4 separate regions of the Mus musculus genome follow, and regions 2, 3 and 4 are each linked to region 1. A link is a loop called in an ENCODE intact Hi-C map of the cell type or tissue named here. Cell type or tissue: left cerebral cortex. All regions are shown on one strand.

Region 1 (8,000 bases):
GAGGTGGGCTTCTGCTAGCACTACACAGGCCCTCTCCTATGAGCTGCCCCGTTCAGCTTTGCATTAAACATCAAGATGTTCCACCATTCCTTGATTTCACATTCATAAATTTATTCTTTTTATATATTTCTGTTTGTAGCTAGCATGTACCCATAAAATTATCCTTGTCTCTCTTTTTTAACCATCCAATTATTAGGTATTACTGGATATTTCTTTGGTATATATTTGTGTGCAGTGCATGTGTGTGCTCTATGTATGTGTGTGCACAGCTGTATGTAGAAGCCAAAGGAGGGTGTTGGGTGCCCTGCTCTATCACCCTCTACCTTATGGCTTTGAACAAGGGTCTCACACTGAGTCCAGAGCTAGGCTGGCAGTGACAAAGCCCCAATGTATCCTTCTCTTTCTTCCACATTATGATGCTGGGTTACAGGCACAACTGCACCTGGAGTGAACCTCATGCTTAAGCCGCAAGCCTTCGTAGCCATTCAGATATTTCCCCAATCCCGCTTTGTACAATTTTTATCACCTGCTTCTGATCCCAGTGACCTTTTGTCCCCAGTTGACTGGTCACACTGACTATTCCCCTAGAATGACTTTCAAACTGTTTCCTGATCATATTGGTTTCCCTCAGATGCCTTTTTATACAGCTCACCCATCTGTTAGATTTTTTTCCTGGATACTATAATGATCTCTGTCTCTGGCCAACAGTACTTCCTGCTGATCTGTTGTGGACAAAAGCTGGACTTTGGCTAACTCTAAAGTCCAGGCCACTGAATGAGCCACTGTTTCCCCTTGCTTTCTGCTTCTCGCCAGTGTGGCTCCTCTCCTTCTCCCAAAGTGCTCAGCTGGAGGATAGCATTTCGTCACTGTTGTTGGTGAGGGATTCAGGACTGATCTCTATAGTTTCCTCCTTTCTAACTATGACCTCTGTTCCTGAACTCTTGTGAATTCCAGATATCTCACCTGGAGGTGGAGCTTATGAAGCCTACCCCTAGACTATTGTCGAGATACAGTGAGATGATGTCAGTTGCTCTGTGAAAGTGCCCTTGCTTCTGTGCCTTCTATTTTGCTAGAGTTGTGTTATAATGTACACAGCCTTCTGTGAAAATGAGGCTTGCTGTTTTCTAGGCTGGAATGTGTCATGTGTTTCTTCAGGCTAGAATATTGTAGTCCAGGCTCTGAGATCCCTGGCCCTCAAATTGTAAGCTGGGTTCAATTACTTACGAATTTGGAAAATGACTAAAAAGCTGAAAGGCCCCAAGAGTTGGGACTAATAAAGCCGTTTTGTAGTGAGAACAAAGTAGGATGATATACAGTTAAATACTACACAGTGTGTTGTCAGGAGGAATCAGTAGAACGTTGTCATCATCATTGAGTACTGAATATTTTCCCTGGCTGCTCCCAACACCCTAGTCTTTTTCTCTGTGATTCTTAAGTCCTTGGCACTTAGCATTAATCCCCACGTTTTATTAATTCTTCTTCGGAGCATATTTCTTTTTGTTCTAATAGACTTTGTCTCTATAGGGCAAGATTTTTGTCTAAGATACTGTATCCCTGGTACCTCCTATCATTTGGTTCATAGTCTGTATAGTCATCCAAGCAGGAAGGAAGACAGGCTAAGGAGAGAGACAAGGTGCCTTTTCCTTCAGTTATCAGATTATTGAAGCAATGGTCCTAAGGAACTTTTTCAAAAATCCCATGCCAAGAGATGGAAAAAGCTGAAGGCTGGTGCCTCCCAGGAGAGGAATTTGTCTCCCAAGGAGAGATTTCACACAATTCTGATACCTTTCCAGACTACCTTGCAGGAGAAACTGGAGTGGGAACAGTGATGGACAATGACCACCCAGGGAGTGGGACTGCTTATTTACATACAAAGCTTGCCTGCTATTGAAATGCAAACCTTGGAGCTGGCAGGATGGCTCAGTAGGTAAAGGTTCCTCCTCACCAGGCTGAGGACTTGACTTGGATCCTGGAACCCAAATGGGAGGAGAAAACCGACTCCAGCAACTTGACTTGAGATTTCCTACATGTTTAGTAACATGTGATTCCTTCCCCAGTAACTAACAGAATAACCAACCAAATGAGTAAATAGAGGCATACTCAAAGAGTGAACATCATGGCCAGACCAGCAGAGGATTGGGTGGGGCGGCGTTCGTTGCACCTCTTTATTGATTCCTCCTTCCAGTATGGCCACAGTGGATTAATCTCCTCTCTCTGTTTTGTACTGTTGTCTGTGTAATTGACCTTTTGAGGGCAGTGGCTGAGCCTGGCTTGTTTTGCTTGCCAGGGTCTATGCTCTGACCCTAATAACTTTCGCAACATGTTGATTCAAACTGGAAAGTTCTCAAAGTAAATCTGAATTTATTATAAGTTCAGACAATACTAATATAGATGAATAGATGATCAGTCCTTTATACATGAAGAACACCTGAATTAAAAACTTACAAAGAATACATGGGGATTATTTTATAGATGCTGTGATTTTTTTTTATTATTTATATCATATGTAAAATGTCAACATTATCTCTGATTTGGTCAGGGCCTTCCTGCATGATGGTCCTGGGATTTTCAGTCTCTCGGGGCTGGTTTTGGGAAAGTCATTGAGTTAAGAGAATCATGGGATGCTGCCTGGCTGCTGATGTTGCCACACTTGCAGTGGAGGCTGAGGATTGGCTTGGAGGCCTTGTGTATTTGTGATGGGTATTGTGTTAAAGGTTGGTAAGAAGCAGAATTTGCAGTTTTGTTAATGGAGTATTTAGGATCAAAAGCTTGGTTTCTAGAAGCACAACAAGCCAGGCTTGCCCCCTCCCCCCATCCCCAGTTCCTTCATGGGAAAAGCAGAAAAGAGGTTCCTCGCCAACTGGCACCAGGCTTTAACCTTTCCCTCCTTGCAGCATGATATTACTAGGAAATTCTAATTCCCTGTCAGTAAGTGCTTCTGTATCCTAATAGCCACTGGATGATCACAACTGTCTCGCTTTAGACTGTGCCACTCCTGCGAGATGGCAGATCTTGACCTACTGCACCATGGTTCTTTCTGTGCCCTGGGGTACATTGAGATCATTGTTATGCCTCAGATCAGATGAAGTTAATACTTTTGCTATATCTCCTCTTTTGTATGCTGAACAAATGTGTTAATTATTAGACTGAAGCCAGGGATGTCCATAGTCCTGGGGACCAGGCCATACTGTCTCAGCTACTTGCAGAAACTCAGGGACACCGCCACGCAGATGACTGCCGCATACTCAGGAGAACTCTTGGTTTTGGTTTAGTTTATATTAAGCAGTGACTCAGGGACACTGCCACACAGATGACTGTCACATGCTCAGGAGAGAACACTTGGTTTTGGTTTAGTTTATACTAAGCAAAGAAGAGAGTTGCTAAAGATCCGGCACGATTTGCTGTTTTCAGTGTGATTTGTAGCAGCACTGCTCTTACAGGAAGTGTTTTAGCAAACCTTTAACCACATCTCCTTCACACAACAGAAACATTGTTGATTTTACTGAAGTTTTGACATGGCTTGTTTTAGCTAAAAGTAAATCAAGGCTGTTGTCATTGTCATATGTGCACATTTATCTATTTTGATGGCTCTTGGAGTAGCTTCCTTCTTTGGATTATAGAGAAAATTCCCTCCATGTAGGAATTGCAGAAAGCAGAACAATTTCTTACCATCTTTATACAGTCTCTCCCTTATTCCGATGAGTTAGCTGTAGCCCAGAGAGGTCAAGTGACTTTTTGGAGGACACACAGGCAGTTAACGAGAGGGGGAGGCCATCCAGTTCTCTAGTTTTCCACTCTAGTGCCATCCCCAGCCCCTTTGTCTTGAGGTCTCGTAGCCCAGGCTGGCCTAGAGCTCACTGTGTAGCCGAGGATGACTTTGGTGGCTACTCTCCAGACACGTGGTGGTATCTGCCACCTTGCCCAGTTTATGCACTGCTGGAGATGGAACTGGAGCTTACCATACTCAAAAAGGAGACAAAGGTATGTATGAGGTAGATAAGGCACAGCCTGAAAGCTACCGTTTCACAGAAAGTATACAAACCGAGAACAGAGCACAGTCAACAGACCACTGTGGTATTATTGAGTGAAGTGGGCAATGAGCTATGAGATGCAGTGGAAAGTGAAATGTATCTTGTGATTACCTGTCCCATTATTTCGGGCTAAGCAGTGAAGTTCACTTGGTGAAATTTAGAATTATCAGAGTATAGTGGCTCAGCTAGCCCGGACCATTTACCAAAACTCTGGCATGAAGCCATTTATCGTATTATATAGGGCAGAGTTTTGTAACTTCAATCCATGACTCATTAATGGCTTTGTTTGATTTTGAGACAGAATTTCATGTAGCCCAGGCTGGCCTTACTTGCTACTTCACTGAATGTGATGACTTTGAACTTTTTAACTTGCTTGCACCTTTCAGATGCTGAGGCCACAATGCATGCCACTGTCCCCATGTGTTTAGTGCTGGAGATCAACCTGGGGCACTGTGTGTGCTTGGTAAGCATTATACCAACAGCTTCCTCATCAGTCACCACACTGGTTTGTTTTGAGACAGAGTCTTCCTAGGTTGCCCAGAGTGTCCTTACATTTACGATGCTTTATCCCCAGTCTTTGGAGTTGGGGTACCAGGATGTGCAGTTCTATACCTGGCATCAGTGGGCTTTAATTTCCTTAAGAAGTATTAAAAACCAAACCAGAAAGAAATTGGGAGGAAATGTTTATTTAGGTGTGCTGATCATGAAATGGATCTGATATTTTTCTTCCAGTAAGTTCTAAAACACTGTAAAGCTATTGGCTTAGATGTCTTTCTCAAAAGGGCATTCATTATCTGGTGACCTTACAAAGCAATAAGACCAACAGGTACATTTTCTTAACCAGGTACATTTGCTAATTTTGATGGAGACCTAGCAAAACAAACACACAAACAGAAACTCACATGACTTTTTATATACAGCAACACAGTCACCGTGAAATACATGGTTGAAAATAAAAGCAATTCATGGACCATAAGGATACTAATTTCAAGGAAAACCAAAAAATATTTAAATAGAAGTGATTTTGTATCTGTGCAGGGTCAGGTCTCACCCCTGCCAGGGGTCTCAGCCTTCTCTGCAGTTCCACTAATGCAGGTGTTTGGGAACTACTGGTCGTGTAAACATCGAGGCATACAAAGTGAGGGAGTTTGTGTGTGTCAACTCTCTTAATGCCCCTGTTGATTTTTAAATTCTGTCTAAAAGAAATTTAGTGTTTTCTTTTGGAGTTGTTTGTTTGTTTGTTTGTTTGTTTTTGTTTTGTTTTGTTTTTTTGAGACAGGGTTTCTCTGTGTAGCCCTGGCTGTCCTGGAACTCACTCTATAGACCAGGCTGGCCTTGAACTCAGAAATCCGCCTGCCTGCCTCTTCCTCCCGAGTGCTGTTTCTTAAAGAATGTAATATAGCTTATAATATAGCTCAGTCTGTTTCAGATCTGTGTTTACTAAATTCCAATAAAATACAGGGGGTTTGCTTCTGTATGAGTCCCTCTCCCTTTTGTATCATATAAATTATGTTTCTATATACTATGCATCCAGCAGTGCAGTATAATTATTGCTTTAGATATTTATATGTTTTAGGAAAGAGTTAAGAGAGGAAAGGAAACTGGGTTGATGGGACATGCCTGCAACTGCCTGTTTTTCTAGCATTCTGGAAACTACGGCAGGAGTATCCTCGTGAGTTTGTGGCCAGCCTGAGTTACATAGTGAGACTGTATGTCTCCTCTGAAACAACACACACACACAAATTCTTTCTTTGAATACATAGATGAAGAAATAGAAAGGCTAAGGTGGACAGATTTAGAAGGATTTCATGTTTATATTTTCTAACTTTTAGATACTTTTCAGTTTCTTTTTTTTATTTTCATTTTATTTACTTTAGTGGGTTGTTTTGTTTTTAAGGTGGAGTCTCTTATACTCCATGCTGGCCTGGAATTACCAAGTAGCTAAAGATGGCCTTGACCTTGTGAACTCCTGATTCTTTATTTCTGACCCTAGCAAGTACTTTGATTTTAGGTATCTACAACTATTCCTTGTTTATGCTATACTGGGGATCGAACTCAGGTCTTCAAGGCATGCTAGGCAAGCCCTTGTCTAACTGGATCCCAGCTCAATACTTTTTTTTTAAAAAAGGCTATTAGTTGTTATAATAAAGTACTAACCATATATGATATTTATTGAATGACCTCTCTGGTAGACTCACAGTTAGGTTTTATTCCTAAAATAGTATAATAGGCAAGTAACCTAGTCCAGTGATGTGAACTCTAAAGAGTTTTGAGACATCTGTGCTTCGTTCAGTAGATTTATTTTCTTAACTTCCTGCAGTGGTCAGTGTGCTGACAGGCTAAGGATGCAGAGGGCCAGGGGTCCAGTGAGGAGGTGGGATGGGGAGTATCGGTGTTAACAAGGGTGATTGGTTGAGGAGGAAAAGGCTGCTCAAGGACTGGCTGGGTGAAATATTTAGGTTCTAAACACTCAGAGCTAGGGCCAGGGAGCTACGAAAAACTTCTCCTGTGGACAGAGATGTGGAAGGGCACAGAGGGAATTCCAGTATTTCTTTCCCTCCCCAGAGACCTTCGTTTCCCTTTCCATTCCTCTCTCCTACTATCTGCCTTCCCCTTGTCTCCCCCAACTTTTTCCTTCATCTTCTTATTGTCTACCCTTTTCCTACTCTGTTTTTTGTTTTTTGGTTTTTTGGTTTTTCAAGACAGGGTTTCTCTGTATAGCCCTGGCTGTCCTGGAACTCACTCTGTAGACCAGGCTGGCCTCGAACTCAGAAATCCGCCTGCCTCTGCCTCCCGAGTGCTGGGATTAAAGGCGTGTGCCACCATGCCCTTCCTACTCTGTTTTAATCATGCAAGCAGTCAATATTGTTTAGCTTGCTATTACACTGTAACATCTTTCTGATTCCTTATTCCTTTATTTTCATTCCTCCCTGTATATTAGTACAAATATAAAAATAGTTAATATTTTAATATAAATGTTTTGGACTCATTGTTATCTGTTTTATCTTAATGGTATTAAATGCTTCATTGGTCCAAGCAATATTTAAAGTTATTAAATGTTATTAAACATCCTAACCATTTTCTTATCTGTTGCCCTCGGGAAGCAGTTCCCAACCTGTGGGTCACGACTTCTTTGGGGATTAAATGACTCTTTCACAGGGGCCACCTAAGACCACTGCAAAACACAGATGTTTACATTATAATTCATAACAGTAGCAAAATTACAGTTATGAAGTTACAACAAAAAATAATTTTATGACTATGGGTCATCACAACATGAGCAAATGTATTAAAGGGTCACAACATTAAGAAGGTTGAACACAAATACTTTAGAACTTTTGGAATTTATTAAAACTTTCTTTGTAGGTTAATATATTTGATTATTACAGTTTTGTTGGTAATGACATTTTATTCTAACAGGAACAGAAATCTTGTGAAATCCAGTTTGAAAGAGGAGGGGGCATATTTATTACCTATTTTTATGCATGAGAGTATAGGCTACCATTTTATTGGCATTTCTTTTCTACTTGTGAAATGGCTTCTGCAGATCTTGCCATCACATCTGAGGTAAGCAAGAAGGGAAATGATGGCAGTGGTTGAATGTTAGCTGTCCGCACTGCAAGTAACTTCTGGAAACTCTTACCTCTCATTGGCTTTAATGGTAACAAAACTTATATATAAGGGAAATCTGGAATTTTCCTTTTCTTATTTATATCTATGCAGATTCTAGGGTGGTGCTGGGCCAGTGTAGGGTGGGTCAGTTCCTGTTAGAGTTCTGTAGACTTGCAAAATACTCTGGGGTTTTTTTTTTTTGTTGTTGTTTTTTGCTTTGTTTGTTGCTTGTTGTCTAAGGGACAAAGCAAGCTCTGTTGCTGTATATTCAGCTGAATTTCCTTCCTGGGCTTGTAAGTGACGTCACCTAATCGGGCAGCAGCCACAGGAGGAAGAAGACAAAGCTCTGTTCTGGCT
Region 2 (8,000 bases), 510 kb before region 1:
ATCAACCCAGTTTCCTTTCCTCTCTTAACTCTTTCCTAAAACATATAAATATCTAAAGCAATAATTATACTGCACTGTTGGATGCATAATACATAGAAACATAATTTATATGATACAAAAGGGAGAGGAACTCATACAGAAGCAAACTCCCTGTATTTTATTGGAATTTAGTAAACAGAGATCTGAAACAGACTGAGCTATATTATAAGCTATATTACATTCTTTAAGAAACAGAACTCAGGAGGCAGAGGCAGGGGGATTTCTGAGTTCAAGGCCAGCCTGGTCTACAGAGTAAGTTCCAGGAAAGCCAGGGCTACACAGAGAAACCCTGTCTCAAAAAAACAAAACAAAAACAAACAAACAAAAAAACAAAAGAAAACACTAAATTTCTTTTAGACAGAATTTAAAAATCAACAGGGGCATTAAGAGAGAGTTGACACACACAAACTCCCTCACTTCGTATGCCTCGCTGATTACATGACCAGTACTTCCCAAACACCTGCATTAGTGGAACTACAGAGAAGGCTGAGACCCCTGGCAGGGGTGAGACCTGACCCTGCACAGATACAAAACCACTTCTATTTAAATATTTTTTGGTTTTCCTTGAAATTAGTATCCTTATGGTCCATGAATTGCTTTTATTTTCAACCATGTATTTCACGTGTGACTATGTTGCTATATATAAAAAGTCATGTGAGTTTCTGTTTGTGTGTTTGTTTTGCTAGGTCTCCATCAAAATTAGCAAATGTACCTGGTTAAGAAAATGTACCTGTTGGTCTTATTGCTCTGTAAGGTCACCAGATAATGAATGCCCTTTTGAGAAAGACATCTAAGCCAATAGCTTTACAGTGTTTTAGAACTTACTGGAAGAAAAATATCAGATCCATTTCATGATCAGCACACCTAAATAAACATTTCTTCTCAATTTCTTTCTGGTTTGGTTTTTAATGCTTCTTAAGGAAATTAAAGCCCAATGATGCCAGGTATAGAACTGCACATCCTGGTACCCCAACTCCAAAGACTGTGGATAAAGCATCGTAAATGTAAGGACACTCTGGGCAACCTAGGAAGACTCTGTCTCAAAACAAACCAGTGTGGTGACTGACGAGGAAGCTGTTGGTATAATGCTTACCAAGCACACACAGTGCCCCAGGTTGATCTCCAGCACTAAACACATGGGGACAGTGGCATGCATTGTGGCCTCAGCATCTGAAAGGTGCAAGCAAGTTAAAAAGTTCAAAGTCATCACATTCAGTGAAGTAGCAAGTAAGGCCAGCCTGGGCTACATGAAATTCTGTCTCAAAATCAAACAAAGCCATTAATGAGTCATGGATTGAAGTTACAAAACTCTGCCCTATATAATACGATAAATGGCTTCAGTAAAATCAACAATGTTTCTGTTGTGTGAAGGAGATGTGGTTAAAGGTTTGCTAAAACACTTCCTGTAAGAGCAGAGCTGCTACAAATCACACTGAAAACAGCAAATCGTGCCGGATCTTTAGCAACTCTCTTCTTTGCTTAGTATAAACTAAACCCAAACCAAGTGTTCTCTCCTGAGCATGTGACAGTCATCTGTGTGGCAGTGTCTCTGAGTCACTACTTAATATAAACTAAACCAAACCAAGAGTTCTCCTGAGTATGCGGCAGTCATCTGCGTGGCGGTGTCCCTGAGTTTCTGCAAGTAGCTGAGACAGTATGGCCTGGTCCCCAGGACTATGGACATCCCTGGCTTCAGTCTAATAATTAACACATTTGTTCAGCATACAAAAGAGGAGATATAGCAAAAGTATTAACTTCATCTGATCTGAGGCATAACAATGATCTCAATGTACCCCAGGGCACAAAAAGAACCATGGTGCAGTAGGTCAAGATCTGCCATCTCGCAGGAGTGGCACAGTCTAAAGCGAGACAGTTGTGATCATCCAGTGGCTATTAGGATACAGAAGCACTTACTGACAGGGAATTAGAATTTCCTAGTAATATCATGCTGCAAGGAGGGAAAGGTTAAAGCCTGGTGCCAGTCAGCGAGGAACCTCTTTTCTGCTTTTCCCATGAAGGAACTGGGGGTGGGGGGAGGGGGCAAGCCTGGCTTGTTGTGCTTCTAGAAACCAAGCTTTTGATCCTAAATACTCCATTAACAAAACTGCAATTTCTGCTTCTTACCAACCTTTAACACAATACCCATCACAAATACACAAGGCCTCCAAGCCAATCCTCAGCCTCCACTGCAAGTGTGGCAACATCAGAAGCCAGGCAGCATCCCATGATTCTCTTAACTCAATGATTTCCCAAAACCAGCCCCGAGAGACTGAAAATCCCAGGACCATCATGCAGGAAGGCCCTGACCAAATCAGAGATAATGTTGACATTTTACATATGATATAAATAATTAAAAAAATCACAGCATCTATAAAATAATTCCCATGTATTCTTTGTAAGTTTTTAATTCAGGTGTTCTTCATGTATAAAGGACTGATCATCTATTCATCTATATTAGTATTGTCTGAACTTATAATAAATTCAGATTTACTTTGAGAACTTTCCAGTTTGAATCAACATGTTGCGAAAGTTATTAGGGTCAGAGCATAGACCCTGGCAAGCAAAACAAGCCAGGCTCAGCCACTGCCCTCAAAAGGTCAATTACACAGACAACAGTACAAAACAGAGAGAGGAGATTAATCCAATGTGGCCACATTGGAAGGAGGAATCAATAAAGAGGTGCAACGAACGCCGCCCCACCCAATCCTCTGCTGGTCTGGCCATGATGTTCACTCTTTGAGTATGCCTCTATTTACTCATTTGGTTGGTTATTCTGTTAGTTACTGGGGAAGGAATCACATGTTACCAAACATGTAGGAAATCACAAGTCAAGTTGCTGGAGTCGGTTTTCTTCTCCCATTTGGGTTCCAGGATCCAAGTCAAGTCCTCAGCCTGGTGAGAGGAACCTTTACCTACTGAGCCATCCTGCCAGCCCCAAGGTTTACATTTCATTGCAGGCAAGTGATGTATGTAAATAAGCAGTCCCACTCCCTGGGTGGTCATTGTCCATTCTGTTCCCACTCCAGTTACTCCTGCAAGGTAGTCTGGAAAGGTATCAGAATTGTGTGAAATCTCTCCTTGGGAGACAAATTCCTCCCCTGGGTGGCACCAGCCTTCAGCTTTTTCCATCTCTTGGCATGGGATTTTTGAAAAAGGTCCTTAGGACCACTGCTTCAATAATCTGATAACTGAAGGAAAAGGCACCTTGTCTCTCTCCTTAGCCTGTCTTCCTTCCTGCTTGGATGACTATAGACTATGAACCAAATGATAGGAGGTACCAGGGATACAGTATCTTACACCAAAATCTTGTCCTCTAGAGACAAAGTCTATTAGAACAAAAAGAAATATGCTCCGAAGAAGAATTAATAAAACGTGGGGATTAATGCTAAGTGCCAAGGACTTAAGAATCACAGAAGAAAAAGACTAGGGTGTTGGGAGCAGCCAGGGAAAATATTCAGTACTCAATGATGATGACAACGTTCTACTGATTCCTCCTGACAACACACTGTGTAGTATTTAACTGTATATCATCCTACTTTGTTCTCACTACAAAACGGCTTTATTAGTCCCAACTCTTGGGGCCTTTCAGCTTTTTAGTCATTTGCCAAATTCGTAAGTAATTGAACCCAGATTACAATTTGAGGGCCAGGGATCTCAGACCCTGGACTACAATATTCTAGCCTGAAGAAACACATGACACATTCCAGCCTAGAAAACAGCAAGCCTCATTTTCACAGAAGGCTGTGTACATTATAGCACAACTCTAGCAAAATAGAAGGCACAGAAGCAAGGGCACTTTCACAGAGCAACTGACATCATCTCACTATATCTCGACAATAGCCTATGGGTAGGCTTCATGAGCTCCACTTCCAGGTGAGATATCTGGACTTCACAAGAGTTCAGGAACAGAGGTCATAGTTAGAAAGGAGGAAACTATAGAGATCAGTCCTGAATCCCTCACCGACAACAGCGATGAAATGCTATCCTCCAGCCGAGCACTGTGGGAGACGGAGAGGAACCACACTGGGGAAAAGCAGAAAACAAGGGGAAACAGTGGCTCATTCAGTGGCCTGGACTTTAGAGTTAGCCAAAGTCCCAGCTTTTGTCCACAACAGATCAGCAGGAAGTACTGTTGGCCAGAGACAGAGATCATTATAGTATCCAGGAAAAAAATCTAACAGATGGGTGAGCTGTATAAAAAGGCATCTGAGGGAAACCAATATGATCAGGAAACAAGTTTGAAAGTCATTCTAGGGGAATAGTCAGTGTGACCAGTCAACTGGGGACAAAAGGTCACTGGGATCAGAAGCAGGTGATAAAAATTGTACAAAGCGGGATTGGGGAAATATCTGAATGGCTACGAAGGCTTGCGGCTTAAGCATGAGGTTCACTCCAGGTGCAGTTGTGCCTGTAACCCAGCATTATAATGTGGAAGAAAGAGAAGGATACATTGGGGCTTTGTCACTGCCAGCCTACCTCTGGACTCAGTGAGAGACCCTTGTTCAAAGCCATAAGGTAGAGGGTGATAGAGCAGGGCACCCAACACCCTCCTTTGGCTTCTACATACAGCTGTGCACACACATACATAGAGCACACACATGCAGTGCACACAAATATATACCAAAGAAATATCCAGTAATACCTACTAATTGGATGGTTAAAAAAGAGAGACAAGGATAATTTTATGGGTACATGATAGCTACAAACAGAAATATATAAAAAGAATAAATTTATGAATGTGAAATCAAGGAATGGTGGAACATCTTGATGTTTAACGCAAAGCTGAACGGGGCAGCTCATAGGAGAGGGCCTGTGTAGTGCTAGCAGAAGCCCACCTCTATGAGAACCACAGCTAGTTAACTCTACCCCTGTGGGAAGCAGGTCTCCATCACACTTCTCACAGACACTCAGTGACTTCCCCATCACTGTGGGGGCTGAATGACCCTTCTACATGGGTTCCCTACCAGATATCCTGCATATTAGATATCATGCTACAATTCAGAACAGTAGCCAAGTTACAGTTATGAAGTAGTAGAAATAAAATAATTTTATGGCTCACCACAACATGAGGAACTGTATTAGAGGGTCACACAGCATTAGGAAGATTGAGAACCACTGAACTAAGTTCTTAATAACTATTTACCAGCCAGATGGCTATGAAGGTCTAGAAGCCTTGGAGGCTGAGACTTATGGATTGTGAGATCAAGACCAGCCTGGCTTTGTACTGAGATCCCATCTCAACCAAAACAAACAAACAAACAAACAAACAAACAAACCACTTTCAAATTTGTGACACAATTATATTTTCATTGGCCTGCTCTCATGCATATCATGATTCTGTGGCATTTTTTATTTGCAAGCTCTCTATAATAAAGTTTTCATTAAATATATATATAAAGACTTTGTGCGAGATGGTGATAAACCAATGCCTACTCTCCTATAATTCTACAGGAACCACACAGTCTTACTAAAGAAACAGTGGTTGAGGAGGGCTGAAGAGGTGGCTACAGGTCCTTTGCCCCAGTCACAGAAAACAGTCAGGAACGTTTGTATACAACCCAGGCTTGAGCCAATAAACTAATTTTGTATCTATCCATAGTAATTCACTCAGGGATGACCACCTCAAGCAAAAAGAGTTAGGACCAGAATTTTATTGGGATTATTAGAAACCCAGACTTGCTCTTTTCTGCTGGGAATTCTAGCTCGAAGGGTGTTATAAGTCCAAGCTGCCATGAGCCACAGTGAACACAAAACTAACATCGACAGAAAAAGAGTCTCAACAAAGATAGACTGACTTCTAAAGACACTAATCCAGAGACACTGGAGCTGCCTTGTCTGTGTAGTCTTCAGTTTCTGGACCAATATTATCCCCTTGTGCTTATGCCAAGTTGATAGTGGTTGAACCAGATTACACATTCTCAATGGAAAAACTTCCGGCTAATCAATTGTCTAAGCAGCCCTCATTTTAAGGATAAATTCAGTAAAGAGACAGACCCTCTATTTTCACTTACCAGCTGGTTTTGTATCCTGTAAACCTAAGACAAGAACCTTACAAGAAATTTTTACTTGAGAATCTGTAACTGCAACTCTGGCTACAAGTTCACCCTTTTCTAAGGTGAGATAACAAAGGCAAACCAGGAAGACGAGTAGACAGCAAAGGCTGCAGCAGAGATGATCTGCACTCCCACTGGCTCACCTCCAACACTGTGAGGCTTGATTTAGGCTTTAGCACTGAACTTGCCACTTTCTAAACTGCTGATGCAAGGAAAACTGCACGTTTTCGACGTGAAGAGATAACAGAAAGCATGCCTGCTCAGCAGACTTTTCTGCAAACAACAGTGGGGGGGGGGGGGGCAGGTTCGCTGCCTCATACCACAGCTGAAAGACTCTAAAGCCTCATACTCTACTCCACTGCAACTTGGGTTGTATCACAGGAGCAAAAGCCACAACTGCTGCCACAAACATGGTATGGATGGAGAGAAGAGGATGGTGATGAAGAAGCCCATGTAAGGGGTGCACATTTGCAAGACCAACCCCTGAACTGATTGAATGTCTTTTTTAATTTGATGCTTATATTTAATGTAGAGTACAAGTTGAGATACTTTTATTAACATGGAATTTCTGTCTTCCCAGCTTCAGGGTGAGTCCTTTTAGGCACTGGGCCTTAGCTTCCTAGGCATACAATAGATCTGACCAAAAAATAGATAAAGATATCTGGTAGAAGCCGGAGAGTTGGTGTAGGCCCATGAGCGCAGCACTGGGGAGGTAGGACTTTGAGAGTTTGAAGCCAACCTTGCCTACATAGTGACACCCTGTCTCACAAAATACACAAAAGGGGTGAGGGAGAAAAGATTTTTATGAGAAGAAAAACAAATCCAGTGAAACCATCAAAACATACAAAGATATCAGTTCTCCCACGCTAGCCAAGTATGACCATGCTAGCTTCCAAGATCAGAGGAAAGAGGGTGCACCAAGGTAAGTGTTTGGATGTGAGAAAAGATGCCTTACCAGTGGATAAGGCCTCCTCCCGAACATCTCCCTCACCAGGCTGATGAATATTCCAAGATGTCTTGGGAAGTAAAGCAATTTCTTCAGATGACGTTAACCTCACCATGTCCATGTGATTGCTCTGGAATTGGTACCGAGGGATGAAGCAGATTTTGCCTTGTTTGAAAATGTCCTTGATGATTACTTCCGTCTCAACTTCATCTTGCATGCTTAGAAAGATGGAAATTCTTTTGGAATTCTGATACTGATTGTGGGCAATCACCTAAGTGGGAAATGATGGCAGTTTTAATTTTTAAGACTGTATTCTTCATAAACTAGTAACTTCTCTTACCAATTCCTCCCTTTTGTCTCGGCCTTTTTCAAGGAGTGATGCGGTGAGCTGACACTGCACCCTGATACCTGGTTTTTATTTCAAGACTCAAGATTTGCATACTTGACTCCTTCATCTCTCCACTATGCCTATGCTTGACCCTATGGAAATTCCTTAAGAAGTCATGGAATGAAAAGCTGTCTATCTTCAGATCCCAGATAAGAACCCAGTTTCTATTTCCTGACAGTACACCTCAGGGACTCACTCGAGGATTTGGGGGTTATTTTTTTCTATGAAATTGGGATCTCACAAAATTTCCAGTCCTTGGATCATTGGACATTTCTCCCATTGATTTTCCCCATTTAAGTCCCACTGAGACCTAACCTTACTGGGCTCTGCAGAACCTTTGCTACATCTGTAGGGACGCACATCAACACTTCAGTCTATATGGTGAGTCCCGGGTCAGTCACTGCCTATGTATCCTAAAGGACGGATTCTCCCACAGAGAACACACTGGTAACGGTTTCTTAGCTCAACCAGTGTCATTCCATTCAATTAGGTGCTCACAGAGTTCATTAAAATGGGGGCAAAGGGCTCCTGGTGCAAGAATCCACATTGAGTGGAATCGCTCATCAGACAGTGG
Region 3 (8,000 bases), 960 kb before region 1:
CATTTAATGCAGGAAGGAAGAAATGCATGAACCCCTCCTTCCACCATAACTAGTAAAAAGCAACAGCTAGCTACAGGAACCAGGAACAGCTGTTTGATAAATTTTGTTTGGTTAGGTTTTTTGTTTGTTTGTTTTTGTTTGTTTGTTTTTGTTTTTGCTGTTTGGTTTTTGGTTTTTGTTTTTGTTTTTTTTGTGGCACACCAGTATTCTCATACTTGATTGCACAAGCATCTTCTATCTTGCTTCATCACAAGTCCCGGGAAACTTCATCAGATGTTGATCTTCAGGAACTATGAAGGCCCAGCTGGGCCAGGTCCTGGCTAGAAGAGGCAGACTTGCTTTCCCTCAAAAGGAAGAAAAGCAGCTTTCATCCCTTACCTGAAGGTTCACTTTCAGCCAATGGCAGTCGTAGCTTTGGCTATGCTGCGTAGGCTCCAGGGATCTGATGAAGCAGTTGTAACAGCTGAATTTAGTCCCAGAAAAACTAAATTCAAGTCTCTGAACACCATCTCTTTCTTCTCTTTGCTTTGCTAATCACATTTGGCTTTAGCTTTTCTTTTTGGCTCCTCCATCCCTTTTAGTATTTTGAAAACACCCAGCATCCTTTCAGTTTCCTTACCTGGAAACTGATTGATAATTTCCCTTTGTTACTATTTCTAGTCCTCTCATTTAGTATTAAATTATGATGCTGCATTTTATGACCCCTAAGTGACAGAACTGAATTGTCAATGCAGTATTTTTCAAAGTAATGCCACATATCCCCAGGATCTCAGGGATCTATGAGTTAATAAAGGAGAGGAGTGTTGCTGAGCCTTTTAGCTTCTGGTGCTTCTCTGAGTGACAGTCATATTTAAAATATCTGTGCTTGGCATGCACAAGGCTCACATTTCTCTTTTAGGGTTGTTCTATTTTCTGAACATTCAAGCAGTTCTTCCACAGAGCAGAGCTCAGTCCCAGGTCCTATGAAAGATATCTGCAAAGTTTTCCCAGTTAGCTTCTCCAGGGAAACACATGAGCTGGTAATGGTTTGAGAGTAATGAATTGAAAGCATATGAACCTAAATATCTTGAAATTGTATTAAGTATTAGACTCTAGAATTACCAATACTGTACTAATTTACCAAGAGTTATTCCAAGTAGGACCTATTTCAAGAACACTGCATACATATAATGTGTGTAGCCTTAAAAGGGTTCATTGAGGCTGTGTATTTGAGGGAGAGGGGAGAGGGGAGAGGGGAGAGGGGAGAGGGGAGAGGGGAGAGGGGAGAGAGGAGAGTGGAGAGGGGAGGAGAGGGGAGGAGAGGGGAGGAGAGGGGAGGAGAGGGGAGGAGAGGGGAGGAGAGGGGAGGAGAGGGGAGGAGAGGGGAGGAGAGGGGAGGAGAGGGGAGGAGAGGGGAGGAGAGGGGAGGAGAGGGGAGGAGAGGGGAGAGGGGAGGAGAGGGGAGAGAGGAGGAGAGGGGAGGAGAGGGGAGGAGAGGGGAGAGGGGAGAGGGGAGGAGAGGGGAGAGGGGAGATGGAGATAAGCAAAATAAATTCTTATTGGGCTTCAGGATTTTCCTTCCCCAGAGACCTTCTCCTCCACAACCATGGAATCAACTGGGTAGCCTCAGTTAAACCTTGTGGTGCCTCCCCTTTTCCTCTGTACTTCTGGAGATTGAATCTAAGACCCTGTGCATGCTAGGCGAGTGCTCTACCAATGGGCTACAATGCTATTCAGGAGTATTCTCCTTTCTTGACCATTACTTTAATTTGCCTGCATTATACCCACAATGCATCCAACTTTCTTTTTTTCTCTAGTTGAATTCCAGGCTATGGATTCTCTTCTCATTTGTCCAATCATGGTTAAAGAATTTCCCAATATTTCCTGATTTACTTATACAGGATTCTTCAGGACCAAGGCACCTTGCTATCTTCAAAGTAGACAAAGAGTGGAGTTAGATGCAGTGTATTCGGCCTTATGTTGTGTCTTTGATCCATTTGGAGGTTTTTATGCAGAGTGATAAATGTGGACCTATTTGGAGACATCCACAAGCAGCAGTCCACTTTGATCAGCACAGTTTGTTAAAGATGCTACCTTTTATCCACGTGTGTTTCCAGGTCATTCATAAACACACACACACACACACACACACACACACACACACACACACACACATATCACATATGGAGATGTATGAACTTACGTCTAAGGCTTCAGTTTGACTCAATTTATTCACCTGTCTGTTTGTATGCCAATATTATTCTGTTTTTATTACTATAGCTCTGTAGCATCATTTGAGATTGGGGGTAGTGATGCCTTCAGTAGTTCTTTCATTATCCAGGATTGTTTTAGCCATCCTTTTTGGTTTAGTTTCTGTTCATTTGTTTCCAAATCTGTAAAACTTTTGTACCACGTGGAAGATGGCAATCCGCCACCATGGTCCCCATCCAGTCATTAGCATGGCTTCTCACCAGTGGAGGAGCTTTGGCATAAAGCTGTGTGCATTAGTGCACACCATATGCAACAGCAAACGGTTATGCTGACACTAAATAATTAAATTGAGAAGGATGTTTCTTTTATCAGAAGGTAAGAAAAGATACATCAAAACTGAAGAAATCCCTCTCCCTGAGATAATTTTATGAACAATCTTAACATTTCATTTAATCTAAACAAATTTTAATACATCTGTGAAAGTAATACAATTTTTTGGCAGATGAGAAATCTTTCCCTGTCATGGTGTTTGTATATAATCAGATATAACCCAGGCCAACACAGGTAGGCTCCTATACCTCACTTCAGCATCGTGGAAATTCCTCCGATACTTGAAAGAGCAGAGCCTTAGATGAACCTAACTGATGCCTTTATTAAAGAACTTATTTTTCATGATGTTATTTCAAATTATTCTTTTGTTTGGCACCTCGGGTGGGGTTGGATGCTGTATGTTCAAGACAATGCACATTCAGATTTTTCTTTCTTGTGTGTATCAATAAAGCAAGTTGATTTTTTTAAAAAGACACGGAAGGAGATCTATATGATCATTTTAAGCAGTTGTAAGGCTGCAGAAAGTTCTAATTCCTGTGAAAGGCAATTCCTACCACCAGGTGGCAGCAGAGCTAAAACTCTGGCCAGTTGGTGTGACCTGTCTTGCATAGCCAGCTTGAACAAAGGCAACAATTCACACAGACCCCCATGAACCAGAAGTAGAAAATCCCACAATGGACAGGAGCTAATGAGACTGTCTCAGCCTTGCTTCCTGCTAACCTCAGCAGGGACAGTCTGGGACATGCACACTCAGCAGAACAATAGTCAAGAGGTAGCAGGTGATCCATAGAACCATAACCCCCTGTGAAGACCAGGTTGTATCAGTAGCACTAGAGTATCCCCTTGGGTGTCTTGGGTCTAGAGCAACTGCTGAATGTCATGGAGGTTATTCCCCGGCCCTAGGGTGCCCAGGTTGGAAGACCAGGCTTGGAGCGTCATCAGAATGCCTCCTGGAGGACAAGAGTTTCTACAGCTGCTCTGCTCTGGCTCTGGTATATTGTCAGGATGGTCATATCGCTTGCCTGATTCTTTCGCAGCGCCTCAAAGGGGCCTGGCACGATGCTGTGCGATTGTAGAGTCATTTCAGCACACTCACAGGCTCACATTTACCACCAGGCAACTCTCTGACTTGCTCTTACTGTTTCCAAACTACTTCTCTTCTCCCTCAGAGAGCTTGTCAAAATCTTGATGCTATCAGAGGCTGCATCCTTAGGGACACCACACAGTTCACCTGCTGTTGTAGTTCATGCCTCTAGTCTTAGCATTCAGGAGATGGGGGCAGAAGGATTGCCATTAGTTTAAGGTCAGCCTGAGTCACATAGTGAATACCAAATCATCAGGACTATATAGAAAGATGTTTCAAAAGCCAAACATTAAAGAACACTGTACCATGGTTAAGAGGTGACCACTTCTGCTACTAAGCAGGAAGTGGTTTGGTCTGAGCCCCCATTTCCCTAACTGTAAAATTATTTGCATTGTGCCCAAAGTAACCCCTTGGATGGAGTCTCTATCTTCAACACTTCCTACAAAATCAGGGCTTAGATTATCGTAAAGGGTCTCCCCTATATCATCCAAGCCTTTGTCAAGGTAAAGGAAGGGCAGGTTGTCTCAGGAAGATGGACTCTGAGGCCACCCTGCAGGCATCCCTGCAGCTTGTAGGTTTACTGTGATGATGGCTTATGTCTCAGGAGTTGGGAACTGGAATGAAATGGCCAGCTTAGTAGGTGCTGTTCCTAGAGACAGCTTCTTTCTATGGATGCTGGCATCTGGGAGGACCGCAGGCTCTCCCCACAATTATTCTAACAGCTACAACAATTACACAATAATATAAGCCATGATGAGCCCTATCTTCTCATAGCTGACAGTAGTGTCTGCCTAGAGCTGCCACATGCCAATGTCCATATCAGCACACTGCCCAATTCACAATAAATGTAATGTTTCAGGGTTTGGGGAAATCTTGCTGTGGGCACCCAGCCTGCACTGGTAGCACCAATTCTATGAGGGACCCTGTCTTTTCCTAAGCTGCCAGAGGCCAGTCATGTCTCCTTTGCACAGTTCCCCTCTCTATCTATTATTAGTTGGCAATCTCCATCTCCCATCCCCACCCCTGCTTTCTCTTCACTCTAAACTCTTACTAGCACTGCCAGCCCACTGTTCTGTTGGCCAGCCTGAGTCCCAGAATTCTGACCATATCACACTTAGGGAGGAATGCTTTTAGCTATGGGGACAGGGAACCTCCTTTCTACTTTCTACTATCTTTCTTGGGTACCATAGACTTGTTCCTACCCCAAAAGTGTATTCTTTCTCCTAGTTGGTGAAAGTCAAATGCAAGGGCACCAGTGTTGCTGAGTTTATTTCCAAGGAACCCGATTGTTCGCAATACCCAGACCATCGCAAAGAGCTGCAGGAAGCTCACCAAGTGATGCTCACACGTTCTGGCTGCTTGTTGGCCTCCTGCATGAGCTCCGTGAATTGGAGAGTTAAGTTTTATCCTTGAGTAACACAGCATCTTAAGTAAAGTTATGAGTCACAGATGAAGCCTAAGGGCGAGCACAAGTCTTGTACAGCTTCAAACCAGACAGAACCATAGCATAGAGAAGGAAAAGTAGGCACAATGTCCCACCTCTTATCAAGAAGCTATTTGCAATGAACACCTTCTGGGAAAGGGAAAAAGAAGTTTCCTTCAATGGGATGCCACAGGTTTATCCATCACACTTCACGGAAGACACCATGCAATGCCCGGGAGTAGTTGGGGTGATTTTTGTTGGTTTGTTTGTTTTTGTGTGTTTGTATTTTTTTGTACTTTCATCTCTTTTATTTGCCTTGGTTCTCTTTTCTCTTTTAGAGAGAAAGAATGCTGAGAACATGTAGTTAGGTGGGTAGAGAGGTGGGGAAGATCTGGAAAGAATATGATCAAAATATATTGGATGAAAAATTTTAAACTAAAATACTTTTATTAGTTATCTGATAATATTCGCTGTATTTTGAACATTACTTTCCTTTCCCTATCTCCTTCCAGATATGTCTACTTCCATACCCACTAGATTATGTGTTCTTATTTTTAAAAATCACATAGAGACCAACTAGTGCTGCTGCTCATATTCTCTTAGGTATGTGGTCAACTCCATCTTTAAAGGCTCAGGGATCATCAGGGATGAAGGAACTGCAAGAGTGTAAGAACCAGAGTTGGGAGATGGTTATGAGGAAGCCGGGCTTTCCAGATACAACTGGGCAGTGCGCATATGAACTCAGCAGCTGTGCCAGGCCTCACAATGTCTGCACAAGGTCAAGTCTGACAAGATCATGGCACAGAGGCGGGAGGTGAGCCTGAGCTCCCAGCCCGAGCTGAGGAGATACTGGGTCACTGATAGTTGTTGGGAGGAGAGTGAATTTTCCTTAATAGAAAAGTTTGCAGCCGCAAATGCATCCTATACCATTAACAAATGACCTTTGTGAGTGCCAGAGTTACCTCTTTGGCTTTTCATTTTCTCTTAAGGTTTCAGTATAATAATTTTTGATGGATCAGTTCTTTGGTCCCTAAAAGAGAAGCTACTTGGATTTTTTTTTTTTGATATTGTATTTAGTGTGGGGGATTTCACCTAGACCCTTTCTCATGCTAAGTGCAAAGTTTATCACGGAATTATATCTCCCTAATTGTTCAATTTTTGAAGTATTTAGAGGAAGTTTTGTGTAGAATTTTAGAACTATTTGGCCTATTAACAGAATTGGAAGTTCTTGCTAAGTTCAAGTTCCAGGGAATGGAACGGGGCGTAACTGGTTTTATGCTTTAGGGGTTAAGAGCTGAATGCTATCAATAAAATAATGTAACTGTTTATAGCTTTATGTGAAGGCTTCTCTGTTAAATGCCATGAGCAATATGGAAATAACCCTGCTGAAGAGCCCATCCTCTAACCGCGCTGGAGCAGCTGGGCAGACATTCCGCACACTGCTGATACAAAGCAAACCATCCTGAAAGGCAGGTGTAGACAATCCTCTTTGGGAACTCACAGCTGCCTCACAGTAAGTATCTGGGTAGGTAGAGAAGCAGAGGTGATTGTTAGCCCAGGTGTGAAAGGAGGGAAGGCTTAGTCCGACTCTGCTGGAAACACAAGAGAAATCAATGGTCAGCAGATGATGAATTCCTGCCAGGGACACAGAGAGCCCAATGCTTGTGAAGGGACCCTCCCCTACCCCCGACTTCCAGTGCGAACTTAACTGTACTGTTAGGATACTGAGTGCTACAGAGCTATCCGACCAGTAGAAGAGTGAGCAATGTTGGTTTCTGAAAGTATTCTTATGGAGATGGCCACATGAACAATGGATATTCGAAGTCCTAAGTGACATTTCTATGTTATATTAACAAATATGTTTAAGTTTCAAAGAATGAGTTCATGGCTGGGAAGATGGCTCAGTGGTTAAGAGCACATATCTTCCAGAGGACCTGAGTTTGATTCCCAGCACCCACATCAGGTGGCTCACAACGGCCTCTAGCCCCAGCTGGAGTGGAACCCAACACTTCTAACCCCTGTGGGGACTTTCATTTGTGAGCGTGTACCATATATATACTTAAAATCATAAAAATAAATCTTTTAAAAGAAATTTATTTATTTTATTCATATGAGTACATTGCAGCTGTCTTTAGACACATCAGAAGAGGGCATTCTAGCCCATTACAGATGGTTGTGAGATGCCATGTGGTTGCTGGGAATTGAACTCAGGACCTCTGGAAGAGCAGCCAGTGCTCTTAACTGCTGAGCCATCACTTGAGACCTAAAAGTAAGTCTTTAAAAAAATTATTCCAAAAATAAAAAGGCTCTCTTGAGGAAGTTATTTGGCGTACACACTGTCAGAAAGCTTGTGTGGTCGGCTTAGCAGGATGCCAGCTCCTACAACCAGCCTGTGAGCCCCATGTGTTTTCTGTGACACGTTTGTCTTGGCTCTGGTGTTTCTCTGGCTCAGAAGCCTGTGAAACTGACTCATCATTCTGCAGCCAATATGAGTGTTTCAAAAAAAAAATACAGGGGGAGTAAAGTTTGCAAACCAATTTTGTATTTTGAAGCCCAATCAGGACTGCAGGAGCAGTTCTCAGATCCACAGGCTGGCGTTCCAGTCTGATGAGTATCCATTACTCCATTGAAATGTCAATGAGAGGATTTCACTCAGCATTTAAAACCTTACCCAGACTCTATATTAATGGAGTAATGTTTATGATATAATGGACTTATTTCTCCTCACCATCTTTATTGCTTGCTTCTTTCTTTTTCATACACACACACACACACATATATGTATATATATATTCTTTTTAAAATATTTATTTATTTTATGTATATGGGTACACTGTCGCTATCTTCAGACACACCAGAAGAGGGCATCTGATCTCATTACAGATGGTTGTGAGTCACCATGTGGTTGCTGGGAATTGAACTCAGGGCCTCTGGAAGAGCATTCAGTGCTCTTAACAGCTGAGCCATCTCTCC
Region 4 (8,000 bases), 150 kb after region 1:
ACCAAGATAGGATAGATAACAGAAAATAGGTAGAAAATTATGAATATAAATCCTACATAATAGTTTCCATAATTGTCTCATAATTGTTATAACTGTTTTCAATTTATGTTTGAAAGGAAAAAACCCTCTTACTGGACTAAAAGGGGGAATTGTAGAGAAGATATTGTGTATTGTATGAATGTATCACCTTTCAATTAAAAAGCTTATGGCCTATAGCTTAGGCAGAAAATGGGAGATGGGACACCTGAGAGGCAGAAGGAATTCTGGGATAGAGTCAGATAAGATTGGCCTAGGAAGATATGAGGAGATGGATACATGGTACCTGAGCACAGCTAACCAGCCAGGTGGCAGAATGTATGTTAAAATAATTGGGTTATCCAGGTTATGATCTCGTCAGAGTTGACCCTAGCTATACGGCCAAGGGAATTTTTTTTTTTTTTTTTTGTCTTTTTGAGATGGGGTTTCTCTGTGTAGCCCTGGCTGTCCTGGAACTCACTTTGTAGACCAGGCTGGCCTTGAACTGCCTGCCTCTGCCTCCTGAGTGCTGGGATTAAAGGTTTGCACCACCACCACACCCAGCGGGATTTTGAGTCTGAGTCTTATTTCTGGGAGCACTGGGGCTGGGAAGAATCTTTCCGGAGGAAAGAATGACATATGTCCCACTCTCCTACCTCAGTTATGCAGCACAGTCGTATATTAACCAAATCTGCTTCCTACAAGGATTCCCCTTCCCGCCGGGCAGTGGTGGTGTGTGCCTTTAATCCCAGCACTTAGGAGGCAGAGGCTGGTGGATTTCTGAGTTTGAGGCCAGCCTGGTCTACAAAAGTTCCAGGACAGCCAGGGCTATACAGAGAACCTCTGTCTAGAAAAAAAACAAAAAAAAAGAAAAAGAATTCCCCTTCCCTCAGAAGCCTTTGAAAGAATGACTACCCTTTGCTTAATCTGGCATGGTGCAACTCTCTTTCAAAACCCTGCCTCAATCACACAACAACCCCACACCGCAGTAATGGTCCTATACATTGCAGAGAGAATCTCTCATGTACTGTATGGTAGCATCACCTGTCAATAAAAAAGCTGTTTGGCCAATGAGCTGAGGCAGAAAATAAGAGACGAGAGTTCCATTAGGGAGAGGGAACTCTGAGATAGAATCTAGCAGGGAAGAGATTTGACCCAAACTCTGAGGAGACAGACACATGACACTGAGAAGAGGTAACCAGACATGTGGCACTCATAGAATAGAATAAATGGGTTAATTAAGTTATGAACTAATTGGGAAATATGCCCAAGCATATGGCCTAGGTGTTGTTTATTCAAATATAATTAAGTCTCAGAGTTATTTCCAGAACTGGACAAGAATGGAAAAGCCCATGGTTACAAATAGCATCCAATGTCAGGCACAGAATCCAGGTTTAGACAAAAGATTCGGGTATTAGAAAAAGGTCTCAGGTGCAAAGGTAGGAAACGAGCACTTCCCAGAGCTAGATGCAGTTCCCGAGCCAGGGAGGAAGATGAGTCCCTGTAAGAGAGAGCAGGCAGAGAGGCCTTTCAGCAGCAGATATTGAGGGGGAGCCAGAACTTAAGGCACGCCCCACAGGATTCAGAGGTAGGGCCAATAGGCTCAGATCCAAGCTGGGACCTGCAGCTCAGCCCTCACAAAAGGACAAAGAGTGGCTCAGCCCCAACCAGCAAAGCCAGCCTACTAGACCAAGCCAATGGAATGGAGCTAGCTGCCAAAGACATGCTCTTCCCAAGGTCCTCGGTTCAATTCCCAGCATCCACATGGCAGCTCACAACCATCTATAAAAGAGCTAATGCTGTCTTCTGGCATGCAGATGTACATGCAAAGAGAGTACTCCTATATTTTAAATCAATAAATATTTTTTAAATTGCAGGAACTTATTGTGTAGGGAATGATTCTGTATTTACATCTCTAGACTAATTTCAACAGGAAATTTTAAATGTCTGTTGGTATTCCTTACAAATTAAAAGCAGGTACTCTGATATTCCAATATTTCTTTGCTGCATACAAGTAACTGCTTTTTGTTTGTTAATTGTAAGACATACTAATTCCAAAATCGCAGTGCAATGCAATGAAGTCACATCACAACAGGAATGTGAACTGAGCAGATCTGGATTTCAACAGCCATCCCCTAGGAAAACTAGAAAGGATGTGGGGTACTCAGAAGACATAAAAGAGAGTAAGACACAGGGGTGTTTCCAGATATAACAGAGGGAAAAAACACACACAACAAACAAAACCTGGAAAATGCTTGTGAAATTCATATTCCACAGGTAGAGGCTCTCCAATGTGGGATAAGGTTAAACAAATTACTCCTGGATAGGGCGTGGATTGGAAAGACCTTTATAAGTAAAAGTCTTAGAATATTTTGAACTGGATATCTGGCATAATGGCTCAGCTGATTTGTACTCACATAGGAATGTGTGCTTGAACACACACACACACACACACACACACTTAAAAAGGAATATTTTGAACTGAATTTTTAAAAATTAGTAAGATTGAAAAATTGTAGCACACAGCATAAACTGATCCTAGAGGGGAGCTGATGGCCCGGAGAACTAGGAAGAATAAGCTGACTGTATTTGTACCTTTGCAGAGAAAAAACACAAACAAAAACAAATTGACTACAACAATAAAATAAGAAAAAGGTAAGATTCAAAGAATAAATCAATGAAATTCAAATTTAAAAGCTAGTAATACAGCATACAAACACACACACTCGCACACACTCGCACAACCCACATGCTCTGTTCAGCAGTTAAGGGTCAGAACTATTCTGGACCCGAGTTCCATTCCCAGGCAGAAATCAAAAGAAATTGGGACACAGGCTACGACATAAGGAATAAGGCAGATCTTAATGACAAAATCTTGTCCTTCTTATAAAAGATGAAACAGAATCATCATCGAAGCAAACCATCATGTTGATCATCAACACAAATCCCCAAAATAAAATCCCACATATTCTTTGAATATAAAGTCTTTAAATTAGAAACCAATGTCAAAGCAAGAGTTAAGGATCGACTCAATGTTCAAAAACTAAATATTATACTTTGAAATAACCTTTGAGCTAAGGAAGTATTCACGAAGAACACTGAAATGAGCTTGAGACAAACAAAACAGCAACTTCTGGAAGTAGGCCAGAACGCCTGGGCAATTCCCCCATCTTTGGTGGACAATGGGCTTAAGCTTTGCCCTTAACTAATGGTTTGGTCAGTGAGCAAACATGGCAAAGCCACCATCTGGGAAACTCACAGACAAGGCTTCTAGAAGTCACACAGCACCATTAGGAAGCCAGACACTAGATAGCCAACTATCCTGAGACAACGCTGGTAAAGCACATGGAAAATCCCTAAGAAAGAGCCCTCCTTCCTAGGCACATGGAACCTCCTGCAGCTGCCCTGCCAGCCAACCTAGAGTGCTCTTGGCTATCACCCCAGCACTGCTTTCAATAACCTGCTCCAGCCGCAAGATCACTGTAGAGAAGCCAACCAGCAAAGAATTCCTAACACGGAACCAGAGGTCATAAACTATTTTAAGTTGTCACATTTTCAGGATGGTTCTGATACATGGTTTGAATATGAAAGATCCTCCTCAGATTCAAGAATTAGATACTTGAACAGCATTGAGCCGGGCGGTGGTGAAGCACGCCTTTAATCCCAGCACTTGAGAGGCAGAGGCAGGCGGATTTCTGAGTTCAAGGCCAGCCTGGTCTACAAAGTGAGTTTCAGGACAGCCAGGGCTATACAGAGAAACACTGTCTCAAAAAACAAAACAAAACAAACCCCCCCCCCCCCAAAAAAAAAAAAAAAGAATTAGATGCTTGATTCTAACCTGGTGGCACTATTTTTAGAAGTGATGGAAACTTCAGGAAGTTGCAACCAGTTAGAGGAAATAGATCATTCGGCCATATCCTTGTGCATTATATTCTCTAGCCCTTTCTGAATCTTTCTCTCTGCTTGCTTTCTATAATCAGAAGTTAAAATTCATAAAGGTTGCTAAAATTTCAAGTATCAATTAGGGAAAATAAATAAACAGGATTTGCTGAGCTGGAAATACAACAGCTTCCCTGCAAGGATTCAACTGAGTGTTTAGTAAAAGGACACAAGCTCTCAAAGACCTTCTCACTGAAGAAAGTGAGTGGGACAGACCTAGTTAGACTCCGTGAAACAAGGCAGCTAATGTGGGAGACTTCTGTGTAACCTCTAAATATGTACTTCTTTTTTTCTTTTTTTGGTTTTTTTTTTTTTTTTTTTTTTTGGTTTTTTCAAGACAGGGTTTCTCTGTATAGCCCTGGCTGTCCTGGCACTCACTTTGTAGACCAGGCTGGCCTCGAACTCAGAAATTCGCCTGCCTCTGCCTCCCAAGCGATGGGATTAAAGGCGTGCGCCACCAACGCCCGGCAAATTGTACTTTTTTTTTTTTCCTTAAGATTTCTTTATTATTATATCTAAGTACATTGTAGCTGTCTTCAGACACCTAGAAGAGGGCATCAGATCTCATTATGGATGGTTGTGAGCCACCATGTGGTTGCTGGGATTTGAACTCAGGACCTTCGGAAGAGCAGTCAGTGCTCTTAACCGCTGAGCCATCTCTCCAGCCCCAAATTGTACTTTTTAAAGAATTTACTTGGGCATCGTTTCCTAGAATAAAGGCCACAGTCAGAAAAAAGAAAGCACAGGAAGAAGGAGGAGGCAGAAATGGGGACAGTACAGGACGTAGTCAGTAATAAGGGAATGAACGCTTAATGCGTTCAGACCCTTGGCTGGAGTCCCAACGTGCACGAACACACAGACTAAATGGAACGGAGGCCTCTGAGTATTCGGCTGACATAAGTGAAAGAAGATAGCCAATTGCAAACTTAGGTATTTGCTAGAGAAAGAGAATATCAACTGAGAAACTTGCAAGAGCCAGAAGGCAGAATGAAGATACATGAAGCACGGACCTGGACTAGGCTTCTAACAAAGAACTGGCATAGGTGCCTAATGGGAGTAAATCAGTGTGCACAGGGCACGCCTCGCCGCCCCCCGCCCCCCCACCCCACCCCCGCACCTTGCCTTCTACAAGTGCCTACCACGGATGTACCTGCAGCCTCTTCACTACGCACTGGATGTGTATGGAGGGCGGGGTTAACAGGTACTAAGAATCAACTTAATCATGATTTCAAACAGCTCCGTAAGGGGCAAAGCATCATGGTGGAAATGACTGTGGCCAAAGATATTTTAAACATGGGAGAAATATTAATGATCTGTAGCAATAAGGAAAACTATGATTTACTAAATGTTGCTAAATTACTACTAATAGGATTTAAAGTTTAATTCTCTCTGTAAATTTAGGCAGGTCTTACTGATGGTCAGACTATGAATACAAATAAAATAACAACAGATAGTAAACTGGGGAATAAATAACTCACCACATATTCATTCATGATGTTTGTAAGTTGCTTGGTTTTGGTTTTGCCCCTGGAAACACGCAGAGGATACTGGGATACACTCGAAAGAAGGAGAATCGTATAATCATGAGAGTGAGAGGATATTCATGGCTTGGTCCTAGATTCTCCACTCAAAACACTGTGCAATTAGCTGAAGAAGAAGAAAAAAAATGTAAGAAAACAGTCCCTGGGGGCTGGAGAGAGAGCTCAATGATAAAGAGCACTGGCTGCTCTTCCAAAGGACCCAGGTTCAATTCCCAACACCCATAAGGTAGCTCACAACTATTTGTAACTCTAGTTCATGAAGATCTGGCACCCTCACACAGACACATATGCAGGCAAAACACCAATGCACTTAAAAATAAAATAAATAAATTTAAAAAAATAAAGGAACAAAGTAGACCCATCTACAAAGCAGTCCAACAAAGACACATTGACAATGAACCATATTCACATATTCACGGTCATTACTCATGACTCAGTTAATGAATACATTCATCTATAATTAATAAGCAATTGGGTAACAATTAACATTCCCTCTTAAAGATAGTAATTAAAACTAGAGTCAGACTGGCAAGATGGCTCAGCTGTTAAGAATACTGACTGCTCTTCCAAAGGTCCTGAGTTCAAATTCCAGCAACCACATGGTTGCTTACAACCACTCGTAATGAAATCTGACACCCTCTTCTGATCGTCTGAAGTCAGCTACAGTGTACTTATTTATAATAATAAAGAAATCTTTAGGCAGGAGCCAGCAGGGCTGACCAGAGCGAGAGGGGTTGACCAGAGTGAGCAGAGGTCCTAAAAATTCAATTCCCAACAACCACATGAAGGCTCACAACTATCTGTACAGCTACATAAAATAGTAAATAAAATAAATAAATCTTTTTTAAAAAAACAGAGTCATTATATTTTCCCACCATTAACACTAAAATTTAATATTCTATTAATCCATCCAAAGGGCTCGATATGGGCACTTCCTCTACATTACTGCTTCTTTTATACAATTCATTTTCATGGGAAATATGCAGATTTAAAGATTTTGGGTTTTGCCCATGCTTATACAGGAAAAAAATTTAAGTAATGCACATTTCCGACCTGGGCCGGTCCACCCCTCCTTAGGCAACCTGGTGGTTCCCCACTCCTGAGAAGTCACCATATTGATGCCGAACTTAGTGCGGACACCTGATCGGCATAGCGCACTACAGCCCAGAACTCCTGGACTCAAGCGATCCTCCTGTCTCAGCCTCCCGAGTAGCTGGGACTACAGGCGTGCGCCACCGCGCCCGGCTAATACACACTTCATATAGGGCACCGTTACAGTAATGTTTTCAAATGGGGCATCTCCATGTATCCAAACCCTTGTTTAGTTCCCAAGAATAAGATGGGGGTTGCCATTTGATTCATTTGACCAAGAGGAACTAGGCAAATGTGAAGACAACCTAAAATTGAAAAGAGTTGAAAAGAGTTGGGTTTTTTTTTGTTTTGTTTTGTTTTTCGAAACAGGGTTTCTCTGTATAGCCCTGGCTGTCCTGGAACTCATTTTGTAGACCAGGCTGGCCTCGAACTCAGAAATCCGCCTGCCTCTGCCTCCTGAGAGCTGGGATTAAAGACGTGCGCCACCACACCCGGCTGAAAAGAGTTTCTTGACTGGCATTTACTTACCGGACACAGCTATGTTGTAACGAACCTTGGTGCTAGCTTGATGGAAATAGAGCCTTGAGAAGACTCAGCAGGAGCCACTGGATGTGGGACTGAACACCCAGAACTTAGCAGCCTCAAAGCACTGATGACATCAACTTCATCTGACACTGAAGGCAGGAAAATACAGTCATTTCCCAGCTGAGACCAGTCCAGATACTGATCTACAGGAATGTGAGAAAACAAAACTTGATCTTTAAAGCACTATTTTTGTTGACTTGCTGTACAAGAAAGGCTGATGCCTTTAGTTTTGGTTTTATGTTTTGAGGCAAAGTTTCTCTATGTAGCCCTCACTATCCTGGAACTCACTCTGTAGACCATGCGATCCTGGAACTTAAGAGCTCTGCCTGACCCTACTTCCTGAGTCCTGGGATTAAAAATGTGTGCCACCACTGCCTGGCAAGGATGATACATTTAATGATTTAGAATTGTATTATTTTAACATATTGGGGAATGGGAAATGGTATCCAAGCATGACAAATACAATAAGAAGTATTCTGTAACTAGATGCGCACAGTTTGAAAGCCACGGGAGAGATAGCTGAAGTCATATAGGTTTGCACATACAGGTTTAGAGAACAAGTTTGGTGCAATCTGATTTCTTCATTTTACAACAGGGATAGACTCCTATTATTTTCATCCCTGCCTTATGAATTTTGTTTGACAGAATGCTAGCATTAAGTAAGACATGTATGTCCATTTCATACCTTTAAGGTTACACATGTACAGAATGTATTGATGACAACCAGAGGATACTCAGGACAAGGTGTTTGGAAAGTGTTTAAAACTTGGGCACCTTCATCTTTGGGAAAGCATTTGCAGATCACACTCAGATGCTGGGCTTCAACAC

Evidence for each region. Peaks named below come from ENCODE experiments on the same cell type or tissue, not always from the same donor. Only the 100,000 strongest peaks of a DNase experiment are listed, where the experiment ranks them.
Region 2: a loop joins it to region 1, with 10 times the contacts of the local background. A loop is called at or near these places in 21 of 42 quality-filtered maps.
Region 3: it touches region 1 in a loop (5-fold over the local background); 2 of 42 quality-filtered maps call a loop at or near these places.
Region 4: a loop joins it to region 1, with 3.0 times the contacts of the local background. A loop is called at or near these places in 8 of 42 quality-filtered maps.

What each region holds. Positions count from the first base shown.
Region 1 is chr9:88,705,335-88,713,334 of GRCm38, reverse strand. The region is part of intron 2 of Mthfsl (5, 10-methenyltetrahydrofolate synthetase-like); the gene reads left to right. Among named protein-coding and RNA genes, the nearest start is that of Mthfsl, 10 kb to the left of the region's middle. In left cerebral cortex, no CTCF peak of the experiment used is centred here; DNase peaks (open chromatin) are centred at 3,284 and 3,878.
Region 2 is chr9:89,214,518-89,222,517 of GRCm38, reverse strand. It overlaps Mthfs (5, 10-methenyltetrahydrofolate synthetase), which reads right to left. Exons shown (of 3, transcript NM_026829.2): 2 at 7,048-7,309. Among named protein-coding and RNA genes, the nearest start is that of Mthfs, 7.3 kb to the right of the region's middle. In left cerebral cortex, no CTCF peak of the experiment used is centred here; no DNase peak of the experiment used is centred here.
Region 3 is chr9:89,669,526-89,677,525 of GRCm38, reverse strand. No RefSeq gene overlaps it. Among named protein-coding and RNA genes, the nearest start is that of Tmed3, 32 kb to the left of the region's middle. In left cerebral cortex, CTCF peaks have their summits at 3,080 (motif pointing right) and 7,613; DNase peaks (open chromatin) are centred at 3,087 and 7,449.
Region 4 is chr9:88,551,977-88,559,976 of GRCm38, reverse strand. It overlaps Zfp949 (zinc finger protein 949), which reads right to left. Exons shown (of 6, transcript NM_001142943.1): 2 at 7,116-7,261; 3 at 5,433-5,601. The coding sequence starts at 5,447. Among named protein-coding and RNA genes, the nearest start is that of Zfp949, 8.0 kb to the right of the region's middle. In left cerebral cortex, no CTCF peak of the experiment used is centred here; a DNase peak (open chromatin) is centred at 3,376.